2 separate regions of the Homo sapiens genome follow, and region 1 is linked to region 2. Evidence: read pairs that join two places in POLR2A ChIA-PET (ENCODE). Cell type or tissue: PC-9. All regions are shown on one strand. Each heading gives the region's core, and the rest is flanking DNA. Links, peaks and the distances in the headings are about the cores only. Region 1 has its middle 3.4 kb from the start of N4BP1. Region 2 has its middle 25 kb from the start of SIAH1.

Region 1 (2,908 bases), core at 261-2,760, 200 kb after region 2:
TAATTGCTTAATTGTAAGAGGTGAAGAGGGAGGCTGCCTTGAAAAACACACCACAGTGCCTTCCTCTCCCCACTTCCCTCCAAAAAAATCCCACCCAAAACCAACAGAAGCAGTGCATACACACACCCTTAAAAAATGCTGGGCCAAGAAGCTGTGCTAATAAGTCACTGGGTTGGTGTATAATTGAAGATACATAGTTTTGGGAGGTTTTTCCTCCAGTTTTAATTTAAGACTTGCCAGGCTGGGTGTGGTGGCTCACACCCGTAATCCCAGCACTTTGGGAGGCCAAGGAGGGCGGATCACTTGAGCCCAGGAGTTGGAGACCAGCCTGGCCAACGTAGTGAAACCCCGTCTCTATTCAAAATATAAAAAATTAGCTGGGTGTGGTGGCACATGCCTGTAATCCTAGCTACTCGGGAGGCTGAGGCAGGAGAATTGCTTGGACCCCGGAGGCGGAGGTTGCAGTGAGCCAAGATCGCGCCACTGCACTCCAGCCTGGGTAACAAGAGCAAGATTCCATCTCAGAAAAAAAAAAAAAAAAAAGACTTGCCAGTTCATATTTGATCAGCATTTCCCTTTAGGGAACTCTCAAGGTTTCCTGAGTGTAAGGAACAAGGAGAAAGAGAGAGAGAAAAAAAAAATCCCCTTTCAAGAACTTCCTTGCTTCATGCTGTTTCTCACTCAACCACAACTTCCCTCGGTTAACCAGCCTTGCCTATCTGGCTGGCCTGACCAGCCAGGACAGTCGATGCCAGAGATGAAACCTTATGAATTCTGTATTCTAGATACTTTAGCTGTGTTTTTCCTTAATCTCATAACAACCTCAAGAGCCCATAAAATGGTATTGAGAGAATCACTTATTTTTGCTTCTCATATTTTCAAGGACAGGAGGAGATTCCTATTCCATTCCCCAGCGGGGCCAAGTGTGGAGGAACATGTCTATCTAGCTTTCATTCTCCTTTTCCCCAGAGCAGGAGGAGGATTTCTCTGACTGATAACTTTCTGAGAAGGTGGGGTGCTGGGTTGGACCGCCCTGTACCCTGGTAATGGGCTGTCTGCAGTTGCTGTGTTAGTGACTGGGGGTAAAGTATTTTCACTTCAACCACATCCTCCAGTCTAGCTCTTGTCAGCAATGATGATGACATTTTGATCTCTACCTGCTTTTCTTCCTTAGTTCTGAACTCAGAAGGGGCAGAAAGAGTGTTTATTGGTCTCCTAAAACTCCAACAGTGGTTGCTATTGTTTTTCTTCCTGTTTCAAAGATGAGGAAACCAGCCGGGGGTGGTGGCAGGTGCCTGTAGTCTCAGCTACTTGGAAGCCTGGGGTGGGAGGATTGTTTAAGCCCAGGAGTTCAAGGTGTGCCTGGGCAACATAGCGATATCCTGTCTCTTACCTGCCCCCCCACAAAAAATGTAAATTAAGGGGGAAAAAAGAGGAAACAGAAGAATAGAGAAATTCTGGAATGTTCCACAGAGCTAGTCAGTGAAGTGGTAGAAATAGCCATTTGAATCCAGGCAGTCTGACTGTAAGCAGGCAGCTTGGCTTCAAACTGCATTTTAAAACCTTGTTTTCTTTCCTTCTTTCTCCCCAGTCTCAAGATACAACTTTGAGACAAGCTGCATATGTGTTTCCTGTCATCTTGACATACAGCCTTGGAATGGACTGTGAACCTCCACTCCCTATCCTTCCCCATTCCATTCTCCCATGCCATATGCTCATTTATTTACCCAAACACTCGTCAAGCACATACCATGCTCACTTATCTGGTCATGTATTTCCTTAGAAGCCTCAGGGGCTGGATTTTTTTTTTTTTTTTTTTTTTTGCGATGGAGTCTTGCTCTGTCTCCCAGGCTGGAGTGCAGTGGTGCCATCTCAGCTCACTGCAACCTCTGCCTCCCGGGTTCAAGCAATTCTCCTATCTCAGCCTCCCGAGCAGCTGAGATTACAGGCATGCACCACCACATCCAGCTAATTTTTTTTTTTTTTGAGACGGAGTCTCGCTCTGTCGCCCAGGCTGGAGTGCAGTGGCGGGATCTCGGCTCACTGCAAGCTCTGCCTCCCGGGTTCACGCCATTCTCCTGCCTCAGCCTCCCAAGTAGCTGGGACTACAGGCGCCCGCCACTACGCCTGGCTAATTTTTGTATATTTAGTATAGACAGGGTTTTGCCATGTTGGCCGGGCTGGTCTCAAACTCCTGACCTTGGGCGATCTGCCCACTTCGGCCTCTCAAAGTGCTGGGATTACAGGCCTGAGCCATTGCGCCCATCCAGGGGCTGGATCTTGACATGGACCGTATGCCTCCAGAATTCTCTCCCCGGTCAAGGCTGAAATTTACTCCTGGCTACACTCACTCACGTTTACTCATGCTCACGCACTAGAAATTAACTGCAAGATTGGCTGAAGTTCATTTGTAACCTGGTCAGGCCCAGGATGGCACTGGCCCCTTCACCAAAGGGAACAATAATTCAAGATAAGCTGTTGGAGTGGATTGCACCACTGACCCCTCCTAGCCCCCTTCCTCTCCATTCCAAACCCCTCTCTCTTTAAAAACCCCTGCATTCCCCCCACAAATTGAAGGGTGGAAATTTTTGGAAAGAATCTCACCCACTCCTTCCCTTATTAGCATGGATAATAAAATCTCCTTATCACACTTTGCTCTTGTTATTCTGTCATTTTTGTACCAGTGGCGAGCAGACGGACCCTTTGCTGGTTACATGACTCTGCTGACTGGCCTTATGTGCTATGCCATAATGACAGCAGCAGCAAGCTTGGATATGCAGCCAGCCCCTTCTTCTGCCCTTGTGCAAAGGTAAGCAAGAGGAGAGCACATGGTCTCATGACCAACCCCTTAGTCTTGGACCTTCCTTGCCGTAGGATGCTGTCAAAACCAGACAGATGTGCACGTGGA
Region 2 (2,908 bases), core at 228-2,727:
GGTTTGTGGAGTCATGGTGCTAAGCAGCTAAGGAAGGCCACACAAGGGAGACAACTGGAAGAATGCAGAAGTGTTGGATGGCTGCCAGTCCCACTGCAGGGAAAGGCAACTGTAGAGGAAGAAAGAGAACAGGGTGAGGGGAGGCTGGGTGCCTGTGAAATGACTCCACTTCACTCCTCCTTGGGAAGCCTGCTCTCCTTTCCCTGGTCGCGGAGAGGCAGCTGCAAGATGCGAGTATTTACTGGAGAGATGAACAGAAATGCTTTACCTGTCCTATAAAGCTATTTCAGGACATGGATTCAGCAAAGATACAGCTTCCATCTTTTCATTTTAGTGAATTTCAAAGTCATATTTCCTTCTACTTTACTGGACATATTGGAGTGACACAAATCTGAGATTCATAGAATTTTAAAATGTTAGAGCTGGAGAAACTTCTATGTTTATAGGATATCTCTACAAACCCTTATTTATTTTTTATTTTATTTTTTTGAGACAGAGTCTTACTCTGTCACCCAGGCTGGAGTGCAGTGGTGTGATCTTGGCTCACTGCAACCTCCACCTCCCGGGTTCAAGTGATTCTCCTGCCTCAGCCTCCTGAGTAGCTGAGACTTCAGGTGTGTGCCACCATGTCTGGCTAATTTTTGTATTTTTAGTAGAGATAGAGTTTCACCATGTTGGCCAGGCTGGTCTCAAACTCCTGACCTCAGGGATCTGCCCACCTTGGTCTCCCAAAGTGCTGAGATTATAGGCGTGAGCCACCAAGCCCAGCCTACAAACCTTATTTAACATCTGACTTTCAACATTTGAATTTGAAGTCCTTTAAAATTGGGTAATGTTTCTTATAATCCTAGGAGGGAAAAGTAAGAGCTTTCTTTTCTCTTTGTTTTCTTCCTCCTTTTAATAAAAACAAATAGACAAAACTGTTTGTTAGATGGAACTTAAGAGAACTTTGTCAAGAGAGAACTTCAAGACGACCTGGAATATCTTTTTTTTTTTTTTTTTTTAGACAGAATTTCCTTCTGTTGCCCAGGCTGGAGTACAGTGGCTTGATCTTAGCTCACTGCAATCTTCTCCTCCCGGGCTCAAGCGATCCTCCCACCTCAGCCTCCCAAGTAGCTGGGACTACAGACACGCTTCTGAGCTCAAGCCATCCAACCGCCTCGGCCTCCCTAAATGCTGGGATTATAGGCATGGGCCAACCATGCCTGGCCAGCCTGGAATATTCTACGTTGACCTCACACACCACCCTTCCCAAAGTGGACTCAAATGCTAGAATCTGCCCTTACTGCAAAGAGAGAGAGGGCTTATCAGTCACTTTCATGAGTCACCCAGGCTGCTGCACATACTAACTATCCAATATGCAGCAACAAATCAGAAGCAGGCCAAGGTTCATGGCATACACACTTGAGCAATCCTCAGAGAGAGGCTGCCAGAAGCCACATGCATTCTACCCCCTCAGCGTTCCTCTCATCCGCCCTTCCTCATCAGCGAGGTGGCTTCCTTGGGGTCTTTCAGAGCTCAAGCGTGGGTGACATCCAGGAAGTGGGCTCTGCCCTTGAGCTCCCAGTGCAGGCCAGGAGCCTCCCTTCTCTAGTCCTGCCCCTTCCTTGGCACTCACACAAGGATTTTGTGACCTCCCTCTGCACCTCCTGAACACTAATTACAGGTGTGTGTCTACACACATGACTACCTCAGAAGCTACAGGACAGCCTCTGTGCACAGAATTCCTTAGGTAAGGGCGAGGGCACAATTGCACAAGCCTTGCCTCGGCCAAGTTTTCCACTAAAAACAAATTGTTACTTGGCAGCCAAAGCAATTAGGCCCAGTTCAGGAAATTATCTACCCCCGAATAGAGCACCAAAACAGTCTGGGACCACCAGCCTTCCCCACCGTCTTCACATGTGGTTCAATAGAACTGAGCAATGCATGTATTTGTTCACAACAATTTATGCAAGAGTTGGATTCAGGAATAAGCAGCTCAAAAATGTATTTATGGCTAACAAAATTAGATGGTTAGAGAAAGATGGGTGGTAGATGTGATGTTCTCAGAGTTAGTTAATTAGCATTACTAGTTTTCGAGCCCTACACTCTTCTTTTTTTTTTTTTTTTTTTTTGAGACAGAAGTCTCCCTCTGCCACCCATGCTGGAGTGCAGTGGCACGATCTTGGCTCACTGCAACCTCTGCCTCCTGGGTTGAACCGATTCTTATGCCTCAGCTTACCAAGTAGCTGGGACTACAGGCATGCACCACTACACCTGGCTAATTTTTGTATTTTTAGTAGAGATGGGGTTTCACCATGTTAGCCAGGCTGGTCTTGAAATCCTGACTTCAAGTGACCCACCAGCCTCAGCCTCCCAAAGTGCTGGATTATAGGCATGCGCCACCACACCCGGCCTTCTTATTATTATTTATAAGAAACCCCACCTTTACTAAGAGTACAAAAATTAGCTGGGCATGGTAGTGCACACCTGTAATCCCAGCTACAGGGAGGTTGAACTCGGGAGGCAGAGGCTGCAGTGAGCCAAGATTGCACCACTGTACTCCAGCCTGGGCAACAGAGTGAGACTCTGTGTAAAAACAACAACAACAAAAATTCTGAGAGGTGAGGGGACAAAAAGGGAGATGAAAATCAGATCCCAGAAGTACAAGCACATGCAGATGTGGAAGCGTGACAGTGCCGATACGAATCCCTGTGGAGAGTGCCCGTGGATGCATATGGGGAATAATAAGAGGTGAGTTCAGGGACAGTCCTGCAGACCATGCTACAGAGCTCCTGTTTTATCTTATGGGTGGGGAGCCATTCAAGAGTGTAAGCAGACAAGCAGGTTTGTGTCTGGGCAAGAGCATTCTGGATGCTAAATCCACAAGGGGTTGGAGAGGGGCACCATCAGCGTCAGGGAGACCAGA

Evidence for each region. Peaks named below come from ENCODE experiments on the same cell type or tissue, not always from the same donor. Only the 100,000 strongest peaks of a DNase experiment are listed, where the experiment ranks them.
Region 1: POLR2A ChIA-PET joins it to region 2 with 8 read pairs; 4 of 35 experiments call an interaction of 5 or more read pairs at or near these places.

Annotation. Positions count from the first base shown.
Region 1 is chr16:48,612,115-48,615,022 of GRCh38, forward strand. No RefSeq gene overlaps it. Among named protein-coding and RNA genes, the nearest start is that of N4BP1, 3.4 kb to the left of the region's middle. In PC-9, for the core only: no CTCF peak of the experiment used is centred there; a DNase peak (open chromatin) is centred at 1,697; H3K27ac peaks cover 1,033 bases.
Region 2 is chr16:48,408,810-48,411,717 of GRCh38, forward strand. No RefSeq gene overlaps it. Among named protein-coding and RNA genes, the nearest start is that of SIAH1, 25 kb to the left of the region's middle. In PC-9, for the core only: no CTCF peak of the experiment used is centred there; DNase peaks (open chromatin) are centred at 1,372 and 1,662; H3K4me3 peaks cover 686 bases; H3K27ac peaks cover 2,493 bases.